Regions from separate parts of the Homo sapiens genome. Here region 2 is linked to region 1. Evidence: read pairs that join two places in POLR2A ChIA-PET (ENCODE). Cell type or tissue: MCF 10A. All regions are shown on one strand.

Region 1 (8,000 bases):
GGGATTACAAGGCATCCACCACCACGCCCAGCTAATTTTTGTACTTTTGGTAGAGATGGGGTTTTGCCATGTTTGCCAGGCTGGTCTCGAACTCCTGACCTTAGGTGATCTGCCCGCCTCGGCCTCCCAAAGTGCTGGGATTATAGGCATGAGCCACTGTGCCCGGCCTCTCCTGAGCTTTTGAGCCGCTTGGTGCTGCTGTTTTTTTTTTTTTTCTCTGTCTGCCTTCTACACTGGGGACCCCACCCAGCATCACTTGGGAAAGATGTGATGTGATGCTTCTTCAGTTCCGTAGTTCTGAGTATACTGGAGCCACCCTGGGTGTATGTTGTTATGCAAAAAAAGGGGTGAACATGCCCTGCTGTGTATACTAGGTAGGTACTCAGTAAATGAAGCTGAATGAGTGTGCTATACCTCACTCCCCTGAGGCCAACAAGGTTTTCTCTTTCTTCCTCTGAAACACTTTAAAACTCCTCTTTCCCTGTGCTGGGCTGGGCAACAAAGCCGAGTCCCAGATAAAATGCAGTGTTCCTGAGTACACCCTTATACTTACTTTATTTCCAAGAAATGTCCCCAAGCAAACGGACTCCTGTTGTGCTCAGGCCAGCAGTGTGCCACCTGTCCCCATCCTCTGACTGCAGGGAGAGTACAGACCCAAGGCTGTAGCTGGGTCACGAGCTGCATGGGCAGGAATGCAGGGTGAGCTAACTGGGATTCACGTGTTTTCAGCCTTGCTTACGTTTATATGATGTATATTTTCAAATTTCGTGGACTTTCTGCATAAGGTTTTAGCAGCTATAACTGTTTTGTTTTTTGTTTTTTGTTTTTTGTTTTGAGATGGAGTCTCACTCTGTCGCCCAGGCTGGAGTGCAGTGGCACGATCTCAGCTCACTGCAAGCTCCGCCTCCCGGGTTCACGCCATTCTCCTGCCTCAGTCTCCCGAGTAGCTGGGACCACAGGCACCCGCCACCACACCTGGCTAATTGTTTGTATTTTTAGTAGAGACGGGGTTTCACCATGTTAGCCAAGGTGGTCTCGATCTCCTGACTTTGTGATCTGCCCTCCTCGGCCTCCCAAAGTGCTGGGATTACAGGCGTGAGCCACCGCGCCCGGCCTAGCAGCTATAACTTTTTTAAAACATGGCTTTTACTGTAATAGTCTGTCTTCAGGATGAACTGGAGTAAGTCAGTAGCGTTGGGTGCACGGATGCCTATCCAGACACTAATTCTGAGTCACTCTGCCCAGGGGACCTCAGCTTGGATGTCTGCCCAAGTCCCTTCCCCCCACACTGGTCATAGGAGCACAAACCAAACACCTAGCAACATCACAGCACCTTGCTTTGAATCTAGTGGTTGCCATTCAGAACGGTTGGCCTTAGGCTGGTCTGGAGTTCACCTTTTCACGGTGAGGAAAAGTTTGGACTGAGCTGTGAGGGTTGGATTTCAGGGGAAATGCTTAATCTGCATAAGAGAGATTAAATAAAAATAAAAAATTGTTTTTACATCATCTCTTCCAGTATCTATTTCTCACATATTCATTACAAAGGTGTATTTTATGGGCCGGGTGCATGGCTCACACCTGTAATCCCAGCACTTTGGAAGGCTGAGACAGGTGGATCGCTTGAGCCCAGGAGTTTAAGACCAGCCCGGGTAACATGGTGAAACCCCGTCTCTCCAAAAAGTACAAAAATTAACCAGACATGGTGGTATGCAAGCAAGACCCTGCTTCAGAAAAACAAAAAGAAAAGAAAAACAAAGGTATTTTGTATTAAGGTATTTCCTGAATGGTTCTGCCTTGAAGTGCTTTCTAAGCAGGTTATTAGATTTGCAGTAATATATGTATTTTACGTCAGCTGTAGGGAAAACCGGTAGCACCCCCACCTGGCCACGCTGTGGTCCTGTCCCGCTCTCTTTGTGTCTGGGCAGATGATGTGGATGGCAGCCAGAGAGACTGCTGAGGTTCTGGATGTTAGGGCCTTGATTCCTGCAAAAAGAAAAAGCACAAACAAAACCAAAACAGAATACTTGCAGGGGTTGCTCTCACGGGAATAAGAGGTGGTTTCTGAAATGGTTGGCGCCTATTAAGCACCCAGTGATCCAGTGGCATGAACCCCAGGGGACAGCCGAGGGCGAGTGGTCTCGGAAGCGTGCCATGTGCAGGACACAGCAGAGCTGGGAGTGTCAGCCGGGAGGGAAGCTGCTTGGAGGGAGGCTGAGATGGCTCACTTCAGGTGTCTGAGGGATGCCATGTGGCAGAGAACTTGCACATCCTTGAGGTGGTTCTGGACAGAGGACTCTCTGTGCTGGAGGCTGCAGTGTAAGGCAGAGCTGCCAAACAGCCAGCACCGCGTGACACAGGCTGACTGGGGACATGGTGCATTTTCCCCATAGTCAAGATCAAGCAGGGGTCAAAACACCTAGTGCTTTAGGGATTTCATACGGGGGAAGTGGGACTCCAAGGCCACTGAAACTGAGATCCCGTGGTTCTTCAAGAACAAAAGACCTTTAATTCAAATACTTTACTATTAATAATTGATACCATATTTTCCCATATGAGTACAAATGTACATGGGTATGTTCTACAGGAAGGAGGTTATAGTTGTCTAAGATGGTTTTAAAACTTTATTCCTGTAAATATAGAACATTTACAAGAGTGGGACAGTCTTGTGCTTTATCTCACCTTTCTGAGATGGGAGTTTTGGGGATAACTTCCAAGAGACGTGTTGCTTCCTGTCCCTCAGATGGGCCAGCCCAAGCCGGGAGGCTTCTTGGCCACAGGCAGCTCTCACCCAGGATGTGCCACCATGCTTCATACCTCCTGAACGCTTGTAGCCATGGGTGGAGCTCTGTGATGTTTACAACATGTAAGAATGAATCCCAACTGATGAGGGAATCTGGTTTCCATCATTGATTGGAAACGGATTCCTATCCCTTTCCCTTGCTCTGGATTTAATCTTCCTGTGAGAATGATCTAAGCCACTTTCCTCTATCAGAGGACAGAAGGGAAACCAGGAGAAAGGGAGGGAGCGACCGTTCCTAATGATCTCTGAGCCACCCAGTGCCCGCCGGCCCCGGTGGGGAGTCACGCACAGCACCTGTGTCCTTGCCTTCGTTGCACCCCTCCCTGTGTTAGAGAGCTGAGATCCTGATGTGAGTACCTCATGTGGCCTCGTGTGTCCTCTGCTGAGTCTCACTGGGAAGCAGCACAAGAAATGGATGAGGCGGAGCAGACCTGGCCTTGGAATCTGGCCCCGCGCTTAAGCGAGGATGGTCTTCGTGGCCTTTCTGAGCTTGGCTTCCTCTGAGTGGCGGGAAGCCTCATTGGTCATTTTTCAGAGCCCCTTGGTCCACTCCTCGGCACTAAGACACTTGAGAAAGGCTCCTCTCTTCACTCAGCATGCTATGGGGTTACTTAAGTTTATTTCTTAATTGAATTTTCTCATTAAAACCTGCTTTCCCAGATCTGTTTGGCAGCAGGACAGTTTCGAGGTGGTAGAAGAGAGGCCCAGCTTCCTCTGTATTTCCTTTCCCTGACTTTCTGGAGGCATTATCGAAGTACGCTAAGCCGCACGTAGCTGAAGTGCACAACTGGATGGCTTGTGTTTGTTTCAGTGATAACACACAACATCTGCCTCCCTGCTCTCCCCAGCCTCCCGTCTCTGATCGCGCACTCCCTAGTTTTCCAGCCTCTTCTTAAGCAGCGATTCCAGCTGGCAGCGCCGTGACAAGTGTTTCCGTAAGCATTCCCACGATCCTCTAAGTGAGGAGCATGACCTCGGAACCATGTGCCCGGTCCCCTCCCCTGACGTAGGAGGTAGTGGGAGGTAAGAACAATACTTGGATGGATGGATTCCTCGTCTGGGGCACTACTGGAAAGCTGAGCATTCGTAGGCCATCCAAATACGATCGTTCTCCAGGGATTCAAGGGTTAGAAGGGGAAAGCGAATTGATTTCCACCTTCGTGTTAGAGGAAGGAGCCTAGGAAAACAACCCCCTCTGCTTTTCCGAGCTCTCCTCCCGAGCCTTCTATTAGTTTTGGTCACAGAACTTATGAGCTAAGTATTTAAAAATTGGCAAATGAAAGCAACAATGTTTTCTCTTTGTGTCATGAAGTTCTCCCACTGGTGAGTTTTGAGGCTCGCTTTGCTGGGGTCCCTGGTAAACAGCTTATTCGGTTTCCCTGGGCTGGCGGGAGCAAGGGGAGGTGTGTTCCTAGCTTTGGAATACTAGAAGGGTATCTTGCTGTGACAGTACCTGGAATGAGTCTCGTGCCCATGGTGTTCTGTTCCTGATTGCTTTTCCAGTTTCCCATCAAGTCTTTAAGACTGTGGAAGGTACACAGGCTTTCGAGGCTAGCGGACTTAGCATTCTGTATTGACAAGACCTGAAGACAGGAAGCAATTGATGACATTTATCTGCTTTATTGGAAGTTAACAGCAACCCACCCAAACACTTATTTGGGAAGGTGTGTCTCCTGGGACTCAGCGGTGCGTGGCCTTGCCTGTGATTTTCGTTTGTAGGTGAGGAATGTACTGACTGGATGTTGTTAGGGTTATGATATCCCAGTCTTTGAGCTGGTCAGCACCTTCTCAAATTTCTCCCTCTCTCACTCTCAGACACAGGCTGAGGACTTGTGACATTTCATATATTCATGGAAGGCCTTCCTAGCTTACGGTTCCTTATTGCAAGACTGTTTGCTTTTAATGAAAGCTCTCAGTCAGCAGATTTATTTGTCTGGATGAGAAACCTTTTTATCTGTCATGAAACAGGAAAACACCTTTCTGAGAAACTGAGCATTTGGCTTCCTAAAGAATCATCATATCAGCCATCCCTGGGCGTCCACTTTGTAGAGGTATGTGCTGAAACTTGCTCAGCTTCGATCACTGAGCCTAATCCAGCCCTCCTTGGCTCAGACAACTGAACCATCCAGGCTCCACAGGTCCCAAGGTCTTCCTGGTGTCTGCAGTCCCAGCCACACTGCGGGTACACAGAGTCCAGCACTGTTTTCTGGAGGTTGGCAGAAGGCCAGCGAGGCCTTTGTTGTGAAATTGTTAGATTATATGCTTTTACTTTCTTGTTTCTTCCTCTTTTCTGTTGACTTAACATGTAGAATTTATGGAGCAGTGACTATGTCCCAGGTATGTGCCAGATGCTGAATGAGGATTACCCCCACATAATCCTTAAAATAACAGTATAATGTATGTATAGCAGTTGTCCCTCCTTAGCTATGGGGGATATACTCCAAGACCCCCATTGGATGCCTGAAACCACAGATAATATCGAACCCTATATGCTTTGCATTGAGGTGTGACAGCAAAACTAGCACAAATTTCTTTTCCTTCAAAATTTTAGATAGAAGACTCATTCTTACCATAGATCTTAGTCTCCGCATATAGTTTTTCCCTTCCTTTATTAAATTGAGAAATTGCACTTAAAGAAGCCCTTTTGTCTTCACTTCGGCATATCTGAATTGCTGGCATCACTACTCTTGTGTTTTAGGGCCATTATGAAGCAAAATAAGGGTAACTTGAACGCAAGCACTGTGACACCATGACAGTGGATCTGAGAACCGAGCTGGCTCCTGAGTGACTAACGGGTACATAGCTTGTACAGTGTGGATACGCGGGACAAAAAGATGATTCATGTCCCAGGCAGGATGGAGTGGGAAGGCATGAGATTTCATCACGCAGAACGGCGTGAAATTTAAAACTTCCAAATTGTTTGTGGAATTTTCCACTTAGTATTTTCAGACCATGGTTGACCACAGGTAACTGAAACTGCCAAAAAACAAAACTGCAGATAAGGGGTGACTACTGTGTTACTACCCTCATTTATAGATGGGGGAACTCGAGGCTCAGAAGAGTTTAGTGACTTGTCCAAGGTCACACAGCTGGGACCCGGTGGAGTCAGGATTTGAATGCAGACAATCTTGCTTTCCAACCTGTATCCTTAACTAGAGAGCGGTGCTGCCTTCCTCACTTGTGACTCAACTGTGCAAAAGTAGGTGCTAAATAACCCGCTCCTCTTCTTTTGGAGACTTTAAAACAAAGAGATGGCAGTGGTTCTTAGCACAGGTGGCCCAGCTGCTGGGCTCTGTGGAGTATTGAGTAGGCACACAGGTTCTGGGGTCAGATGCACCTGCCTTTGAACCCCAGCTCTGCCATCCATTTAAATGTGTAAGCTCACCACTCTCTCCGTACCTCAGTTTCTGCATCTGAGACTGATACTGGCACTTAACTCCTTGGTTCATTTTTAAGATTACATGAGATATTGGCATATAAAGCACTTAGAAGAATGGCTTAATAAGTTTTAGCTATTACTATTATAGCTGTGTTTTAAGCCCTAAGTCAGCGCCTGCCGTGCACTACCTGCTTAGTGAAAGTTGTTAGTAGCAGTTGGTTGTTGTGCTGTGTTTGGCAGAGCCTGCTTTAGGTGGTGGTGAGAGTCAGTAATACTGTCCAGGGCTGGGCTTAGTTCCTAGTTATCAAAAAGCTATTTTGGAACTGGAACTTGTTGCTTCCCTTTCTTTAATTCTTTTTGCTCATGGAAGGATGTTAAGCTCCTTCCTCAGCCAGCTTTCTTCTTGAGACATAACACTCAGCGTTTGATTGGGGATGGAAAGAAAGGTTTTGAGCTTGCGAAATATGTCTTGTTGGCAAGATGTTCACCAGCTCTCAGGAAACTTGTCTGTTGATGGAGGAATAATGTTTCCACTAGTAAAGATCATTTTGGCTTACCCAAAAGAACCAAAAAGGAGCGGCCTTGACTGATTTGATTTTCAGGCCCCATGTTCCGGGGCTACCCACTCTCATGCCTTTAGGGAATGTTAACTTACATAAGTGAGAGTGTGCGTGTATATGTTTAATTCCATATTATAATGAGTGTGTTTTTTTTTTTCCTTTGAGACAGAAAGGAAAAAAAAAACTTTTTGACTGACTTGATTATCAGGCCCCTTGTTCTGTGGCTACCCACTCTCCTGCCTTTTGGGTGTTTTGTCCCCCAGGCTGGAGTGCAGTGGCACAATCGTGGCTCACTGCAGCCACGACCTCCCAGGCTCAATCTGTCCTCCCACCTCAGCCTCCCAAATAGCTGGGACTACAGGCATGCCCAGTTAATTTTTGTATTTTTTGTAGAGACGGGGTTTTACCGTGTTGCCCAAGCTGGTTTGAACTCCTAGGCTCAAGTGATCCTCCCATTTCGGCCTCCCAAAGTGCTGGGGTTCCAGGCATGAGCCACTGCGTTGGCTAGAAACATTATAATCTTATGTTTTCTGAAATGAAGTTCTGTATAAGAAGATGGTGATAATACCTGTTTTGTATTTTTTTAACCCTTAAAAAAAAAAAAGGCTTACTCTGTTGGTCAGGTTGGTCTCAAACTCCTGGCCTCAAGCTGTCCTCTTGCCTCAGCTTCCCAAAGTGCTAGGATTATAGATGTGAGCCACCATGCCCAGCCAATGCCTGTTTTTGTTTTTTTTTTATTTAATTGAATATTTGTTGTTTTAGGAACTATGCTACTTTCTTTACACATATTTTGTGATATTGTTCTCAAAATAACCCTGTAAGATAGGTTTGATTATTATTGCCGCTAAACAGATGAAGGAATCGAGGCTCAGAGAGGTGAAGGAATTATTCAGACCTTAATTGCTAGGAAATGGCGAGTATGGGCTTTGAACTCTTGTCTGTCTTACTTCCAAGGTCTTTCTGCCAGCTGCAGACCTTCAAGGACTCTGTCTTTGGTCTGGAAAATCGAAGCCCAAAGGATGTCATGTTTCAGGCATCTCCCTACCCAGTGGGTCCTGACATTAATTGGAAGAGGGCAACGTTATGACAGGTCTTGGGTTAAGTTTGCAAAGGTATCATGGGTGGGTAGAGTGTTGCATTGTACATTTCTGTCACTAAAATATGTTTAAAACTTTGGTGATCTATTTAGGGGAGCCAGAGGGCCAGTTGTTGCAGAATTCTGTTGTGCTCTGCAGTGCTGGGCCCATGGTGTCAGTGTAGA
Region 2 (8,000 bases), 76 kb after region 1:
CTGCCTCATCAAGGCTGTGGGCGTTTCCATCTTTTCTTTTTCTTTTTTTCTTTTTGAGACGGAGTTTCACTCTTGTTACTCAGGCTGGAGTGCAATGGCATGATCTCGGCTCACCGCAACCTCTGCCTCCCGGGTTCAAGCGATTCTCCTGCCTCAGCCTCCCAAGTCGCTGGGATTACAGGCATGCACCACCACGCCCGACTAATTTTGTGTGTTTTTTTAATAGAGACGGGGCTTCTCCATGTGGGTCAGGCTGGTCTCGAACTCCTGACCTCAGGTGATCTGCCCGTCTCGGCCTCCCTAAATGCTGGGATTACAGGCGTGAGCCACCATGCCCGGCCTGGTTTCCATCTTTATACTGACTCCAACATGAAAAAAGTGCCCAGACCAGAGCCCTCCTTCCTGGTGGACCATCAGTTTCTCCACAGAAGCCTTCACTAGGGCTGCCCGTGCTCTTTCTGGAAATCCACGCGATCTGGAACTCAGTGACATCCTCATTTGCACAGTCTCCTGCTTTCACGTATATTCCTGTGCATAAAGACTTCGGGGGAAGAGTGGCTTGGATAGAATACAGATCACAACAGCTTCGGGATCCCAAAAGAGACGTTGAAATGTTGAAGCCATGTCTACGAGAGTGATCTGTCACAGATTTGAGTGGAAAGTGATATTCTTGGGTCCAGTCTACCAAGTTCTCAAGTCCAGGATGTGAGAGGTATTTTCATGGCAACACATAAGAAAAAATATTCAGCTGTACACGGTGACTTATGCCTATAATCCCAGCACTTTGGGAGGCCGAGGTGGGAAGATTACTTGAGCCCAGGAGTTCAAGACCTGCCTGAGCATAGCGAGACCCTGTCTCTACAAAAAAATTTAAAATTACCCAGGTGTGGTGGCATGCACCTGTAGTCCCAGCTACTCAGGAGGCTGAGGTGGGAGGATCACTTGAGCCCAGAATGTCGAGGCTGCAATGAGCCATGGTCATGCCATTGCACTCCAACCTGGGCAAGAGAACGAGACCCTGTCTCAAAAAAAGAGAGAAAAAAAAAAAGAAAAAATACTCCATTTGAGATGACTGCAAGTTCAGTATGTGTAGCATGGATTAGGTGTGATTGCTAATGAAAGCTAATTTGGTCTTGAGTGCTGGAGGGAGGAGTAGCCTGTTTGCCAAGAGATGTGCTGGTCCCTGCTATGCATTGGTTAACACTTAGTTGGGGCATTGTTTTCTGTTCTTTTATGAAGGACATTGACAAGCTGGAGTATGTTCAGAAGGATAAACAAGGTATTGAGTCGTATGAGGAATTACAAGGAGGAGAAGGCCAGAAAAGAGAAATCTTGGTGTAAGCCAGTTTTAAATGTTTGAAAGGACTATGCAAGGAAAGGGCATGAAGTCCTTGTTTTTTTGTGATTCTGGAAGGCAGTAGTGAGAAGTCTTCACTCAAGTCCAGAGAGAACTGTCTCAGTTGTTCAGAACAGAAATGTTTGCCTCAGGAATGTAATGAGTTCACTGTCACTGGAGGTGTGTAAGCAGCAGTTTGACAGAGACTAAGATGTTAGGAACCTGCCCTGTGGTGCTCAGTCTGCCTCATACAGGCCCTGATGCAACCACCAAATCCTGGAATGTCAGAACTGGGAGGACCCTCTACGCTGGCCTCTGATCCAGCTCTTTGATTTTACAAATAAGAAAAAAGTCTTTTGCACTGTGTTGGTGCCAAATATTGCCTTTCCCTTGGCTTTATTCAGTGAAGTTGACTGCAAGAGAAAGCCCTGTTCCAGCACCTATGGAGCTCACCTTAATAATGCCCCTAACTTGGCTGCTGCCTGTGCCTCAGCGTCACAGGTATCTCAGGCCAGAGGTCCAAGTCCTGTGAGTGTGGCCCAGCCCACTAATAGCCAGAAGGACATGTCTCAGTGAACCCTAGAACCACAGAGTCTGTTTCTTGGCTCATGCTGGAAAGCCCTGCTCCCAGCAGGTCTGTCCTGGCCTTGGTTCTTGTGGCATGTGGCATGTACTCATTATCTGTTGGGAGCCTTTGTATTCGAGCCACGAATCCAGCTCTTCTCCCAGGAGGTGATGTGAAAGGAAGGAGTAAAGAGCAGCTTCAAAGCCCCTTCTTCCCCTCCCGTTTTCCCTGTTAGATTTGCAGCCCCGTGTTGGCCAGGCCTGGGAATTGGGTCATTCATAGTTACAGCTCAGATTCCCCGAGCACGTTTCCACCCCACGCACACCTCAGCTTCAGACACTCCATAAAGCTTTTGGAGCTGAAACATTTTCTTTTCTTTTTACTTTTGTGAATTAGGTCATTTTGAGTGTGAAGTATTATGTTTTCCCTTTTTTCTCCTTCCCCCCAGAAGTCCTGTGGTTGAAAAGTTACGGACATAGAATCTATATCCGTGACTATGACATTATTCAACTGGAAGAGTGATTTTCAGGGAGAAACGACCTAAAACTCTGAGAAGAAGAGAATTACTGACACATTAGGCTTTTAGCTGATCCACGTTTAGGGACCAAGGTGACGATAGACAAAAACCCAACCAGATGTTTAATTGTAATTGGCTGTGCTGATAAACGGCTTGAGACCAGCCTGGGCAACATAGCAAGACCCTGTCTCTAAAAAAAAAAAAAAAAAAATTTTTTTTTTAATTAGCCATGCATGGTGGTGCATGCCTGTGGTCCCAGCTGCTTGGGAGGCTGGGGAAGGAGGATCACTTGAACCCAGGAAGTCGAGGCTGCAGTGAGCGGTGATCGCACCACCACACTCCAGCCTGGGCATCAAAGCAAGACCCTGTCTCAAAAAACAAAACAAGATGTTAATCTGTGTTAGGAAAGTCTTAAAAGGCGCCGGGACCGTTGGTAAAACTGATGGCACTCAGTTGAAAGAGTTAGCTCTTCAGTGGACGCAAGCAAACAGGTGACTCCAGCACTTTGCTCCCAGTCATTCCCAAGTTGGTCTGTCATTTCACCCCCTCCTCATCTTCCTGGAGCTTCTGAGGCCCCCCCACTTCATGGTTCAACACTTGTCCAAGTTGACTTCTCTGCAGTCTTTGCAAGCTAGTCCCTGTGTTGTCCTGGCCACTGGGGAGCTCTGATTTGAGCATGTCATTCAGCCTCTTGACTGTGGGGATTGATTTCAGCCCTGTGCTGCCCGTGCTGTCTGGCTTTCCATTTAGGAAAGAAGCCTAGGAAAAGCTCATGCATTTCTCTTTGGGCCTCCACGGTTTTTTTTTTCTTTCTTTTTTCTTTTTTTTATAGAGGCTGGCCTCGAACTCCTGGGCTCAAGCAGTCCTCCCACCTCAGCCTCCCAAAGTGCTAGGATTACAGGTGTGAGCCACTGCGCCTGGTCCTAGGCCTGCATGTTTAAAAGAGGTTCTTGACCAGACGTGGTGGCTCACGCCTGTAATCCCAACACTGAGTGGAGACCGAGGCCAGGAGTTAGAGACCAGCCTGGGCAACATGGTGAGACCCAGTCTCTACTAAAAATACAATAATTATCCAGGCATGTTGGCAGACCCCTGGAATCCCAGCTACTTGGGAAGCTGAAGCAGGAGAATCACTTGAACCCGGGAAGTGGAGGTCGCAGTGAGCTGAGGTCATGCCACTGCACTCCAGCCTGGGCGACAGAGCGAGACTCTGTCTCAAAAAAATAAAATAAAGCACTCCAGCCTGGGCGACAGAGAGACTCTGTCTCAAAAAAATATAATAAAAATTTCCCCCTTCTACCTCCTTGACCAGAGACCTCACTGCAGGGACTCTCTGGGATTTTCCTCTTGAGCCCAAATCAGCTGAGCTGTGGTAGTGAGTCCTGGGCCCATTCCTCCCTCCCTGCAGAGTTGGGAGATTTTGAAATTATCAGGCATGGGCAGGGGCCAGGGCAGGGCGGATTAATTCCTCTGCAGCCTGCTCTCAGCGCTTGGCCACATTTGATCATTCACTCACATGGAAGTACAAGGCCTGAGAGTGAGTCGCTGGCGATGGTAGAGCCACCTTATTGAAATAGCATGTTAGCATTTAAACAATATTAATACTATTTGACTCATTAAATATACAAAGACCAGTTAAACTGCTTCCATGTATGTGCTGTTAATTCTGGCGGGCGACTCCTCAGATGGCTTTATGTGGTTTCAGACAACGTTTTAGCACATTCTTAAAATACCCACAAAAGCCTTTATGTAAAAACTCATAAATGCAAACCACATAAAAATTATTTTTTCCTTGTTTCATATCATTATGATCAAAGTACAGTAGGTAAGAAATAAATTTTCAAAAACGTGTTGTGGTCCCCCTTTAATTAATGCTTCACGCGCAGAGCAAAGCCATAAACCATGTAGCGGGGGCGCTGTCTGTGCGCCCTGCAGTCACCTCCCTCCTGAAGGTGCCGGAGCGCCCTGATGGCACTCGCAGGAGAGGCTGGTGCTTCTGGGCAATTCTGAAACAGGCCTTTCTAACCATGCAGTCCTCTGCTCCCTTTGTCTCGGAATGTCAGGTTGAGACTTGTGGCTGCTCCAGTCCCTGGAGATCCCTTTTGGTGAATGGAATGCAAGTCCATTCTTGAATTATTGTAGTGTTTGAGCTGTACCTGCAGAGGCCAGGTCTCAGCACGTCTGACTCACCTCAGTTGGAACACCCCGATTCAGAGAGGGAACAGATTCGAAGTGAGAGATTGACCACGCCGCCTCTAACTCTGTCGCCGTTGTTTCTTTATTAAAAGTCAGATTGATGGTAAATTAGGATACTACCCGACTGAATACTATCCTTGCTGTTAAAAATGATTATGGAGATCATGCGGCTCCATGGAAAAATGCTAATGATTCTGTGCCAAGTGTAAAAAGCCAAATTCAGCATGGTACTCTTGCTGTGCTTACAGTTATATAAAAGTCATGCATCTGGACTGGAAGGGAATTTGGAAAAATCAGATTTATGGGATAAGTTGATTTATGGCATTGTGGGCTAATTTTCAGATTTCCTTTTTTAAAAAACAATAATGTTCCTGCAGTAAGTTTTAAAATTGTGGGTAAAAGAATAGTAACCCCACAAGGAGTGACAATTGAGCTTGCATTTTTACCTCCCCTGGCTCCAGCATTTGAAACTTTAGACCTGGTCACCGTGGCCCGCCAAGGAGAAGCTGCCCGTAGTGGGAGCCAGGCCACAGGGTGGGACATTGGAGTGGAAACGGCCAGTTCCACCCTATAAAACTTTAATGCGGTTGTTTTATTTTTCTGGAAGAAATGAAACGCTCAGGGATGGGACTGAGGGGAAGCAGCCGTGGGCCACCTGGTGCTTTTGAACTGGTCACCGGAGGGTGTCGACAAGGGCTGTCAGGCCATCGGGATTTCTCCTGGTTCCCCTCCAGGGCATCCTGACCTGCATCTCCCCAGTGTCCCAGCACACAGAGGAGAGCAAGCCTTGGGCAGGCACAGCACCGCAGCTCTGCATGGATCTGTGAAGGAGTGGAAGGATGAAATGCCCCTGGGCTGCAAGCCTTCTTTCCAGAAGGGCTGAAGGAAAGAACGGATTATTGGCCCATCCTTTTTGCCAGCAAAGTAGGGTTTTTTTGTTTGTTTTTCTTCCCCCTCTTTTGATGTGGGGCTGCTCTCCCTGTAAGCCGACTGAAAGGGAAAACGGTGTGCTAGAACCAAGCCATCTGTTGCCAACAGGAAGGGTATTAGCAGGTCTGTTATGAGTTGCTCTTCCGTTGGTAGTATTGATGTGCCTCGTAAGTTAACTTGCAAGAATCCAGGAGAACAAGCCAGAAAGGCTCACGGAGCCCATGCTGCCAGTCATCTGAGCCCTGCTAACCCTCAGGTCCAGCAGGGGCAGTCCATCCCTCTCCAGGTGTTCCAGGAACATTGCAGAATGGCCTGATCTCTCCAACTCTGTGTGGGCCCGGTCCAGACCAGGAGGGCTCTATGGAGGCAGATGGGGTTTTGGGCCCTGGACCAAAACACTCATCTGCTTACCTCGCCTCGCCCCAAGAATGGGGACTTTGGAGCAGACCGGAATAAAGGAAATGATCTTCTGGAGTGGGATCTCTGAGTGCCAGTGTTGGCCGGTTTCCTGGACATCACCTCTGCCAGCAGTGAGCTCTGGGCCTCACAGGTGTGTCTGTTCATCCAGTGGTCCTTTTCCTCTCGTAGGAAAGGATGCCTGTGCTGCACCTGGCCAGAGCCAGACCCTTCCCCACCCTGCGCAGTTTGACCAGCGATGGGCTCAGCATCTGACACCTGACACCTCCATCCGACAGGTGTTCCCTGAGTGACACTTGGTTAGCCAGACAGCCCTGCCCTCATCTGCCCTCCTGTAGACTCACCCGTGGACACACCATGGTGTACTCGGTTTGAGAGCTTAATCATAGTGGGTAGTGCCGGAGAGGGGAATGGGACAGGATGTGGTCCTGCCGCAGGGGCTGGCCGCAGCCTGCCTGAGGGAGCCCTGGGCAGGGGGCCAAGGGTAGCCCACCTGAGTATCGGCCCCCTGGATGCTCCGCAGGTCTGCGGGTTGGAGTGAGGGCAGACCAGCCAGGGCACCCTCATTCTCCTGGGAGGATGCCTTGCTTTCTTGGTCTGGTGGTCTCTTAGTTACATTACACTCCGGTGTATTCGTGTACTGATTTTTCACAAAAGCTTTTTAGTTTGGAATGGTATGACTTACTGTAAAATTGCAAAAAAAAAAAAAAAAAAAAAAGAGTACAGAGAATTCTTGTATACCCATCACCCACATTCTGTAAATGTGTATTTTTTGTTATATAATAGCTTTGGTGAGACATAATCTACAGATACATGTTAATTTCTAGTACTTAATTTTACATTAACCGTTTGGCAGGTGTCTACTTTTCCTAATTGTTTTTGTCTCTCAACAGCCGTAGAAAGTAGATTAAGTCCCTGAGGCCCATATTCACACCGCTGGTCCCTTAGTAAATAGTTGTTGGACGCATGCATGCATGAGCATAACTCATAGCTGGGCGTGCTAGAGCTGTCATTGGGTCTGTCTGACTCCCAAGCCTGTACCCACCCAGTGCACTCTGCGGCCCACCTTCCCAGCTGTCCAGGGCTGAGGGCAGGGTGCTCCCAGAATGCACCTGCCACACCGTGGCTTTGGGGCTTAATAGGTGTCAGAGAGGCCCCAGACTTTCTGATAAAGATGTGCTCACCACGAGAGATGAGATTTCTCTCTTTGGGGCTTAATTGGGGTCGGAGAGGCTACAGACTTTCGCCACAAGAAATGAGATTTCGCATAGTTTTTGTTGGTTATCAACAGCATTTGCGGTTCCCATCAGCTGACTCCACCCCTCACCTCTGCTCACGGCAGTCCCAGTGAGCCACAGTAGTTGACCTGGGTCTGTTGGGTTTGGGATCCCAGACTGATTCCCATTTCTCATCTAACCTTTTCGTTCCCTCTTCCATTTGATCGTAATTAGAAATCCCTCTTCCATTTGATTATAATTAGAAATGTTTCTGGGCCAGGCGCAGTGGCTCATGCCTGTAATCCCAGCACTTTGGGAGGCTGAGGCGGGTGGATCACTTGAGGTCAGGGTTTTGAGACCAGCCTGGCCAACATGGCAAAACCCCATCTCTACTAAAAATACAGAAATTAGCCAAGTGCAGTGGTGCACACCTGTGATCCCAGCTACTCAGGAGGTTGAGGCAGGAGAATCGTTTGAACCTGGGAGGCGGAGGTTGCAGTGAGCCGAGATGGTGCCACTGCACTCCAGCCTGGGAGATGGTGAGGCTTCATCTCAAAAACAGAAAAAAAGAAAAGATGTTTTTGCATTGCGTCGGATTTGAGGAGGAAGCACTGTCTCAAGCTGAGCCCTTCATTTCCGGCTAGCGCTTTGTAGGAGGTTGCTCCGAAAGACCAACTGGAGCCCTGGTCTGCCAGGCTCAGGAGGGATCAGGGTGTAGGGAGTTTGTTGCTGTATTTTCTCATCTGCCCTGTAAAATATCCCAAAAGACAGAAATATCGAACAACCGTGGTGACTCCAGTAGTCATGGCCTGCATGGATTGT

The links. ChIA-PET counts read pairs that join two places held together with the same protein. Peaks named below come from ENCODE experiments on the same cell type or tissue, not always from the same donor. Only the 100,000 strongest peaks of a DNase experiment are listed, where the experiment ranks them.
Region 2: POLR2A ChIA-PET joins it to region 1 with 5 read pairs; 5 of 35 experiments call an interaction of 5 or more read pairs at or near these places.

What each region holds. Positions count from the first base shown.
Region 1 is chr1:19,433,894-19,441,893 of GRCh38, reverse strand. The region is part of intron 1 of CAPZB (capping actin protein of muscle Z-line subunit beta); the gene reads left to right. It overlaps LOC124903869 (a long non-coding RNA gene), which reads right to left and starts at 1,996. Exons shown (of 3, transcript XR_007065525.1): 1 at 1,881-1,996; 2 at 554-678. In MCF 10A, no CTCF peak of the experiment used is centred here; DNase peaks (open chromatin) are centred at 1,253, 4,973, 5,603 and 6,633.
Region 2 is chr1:19,357,890-19,365,889 of GRCh38, reverse strand. The region is part of intron 4 of CAPZB (capping actin protein of muscle Z-line subunit beta); the gene reads left to right. Among named protein-coding and RNA genes, the nearest start is that of SLC66A1, 50 kb to the right of the region's middle. RefSeq lists an enhancer at 6,422-6,922. In MCF 10A, no CTCF peak of the experiment used is centred here; a DNase peak (open chromatin) is centred at 4,519.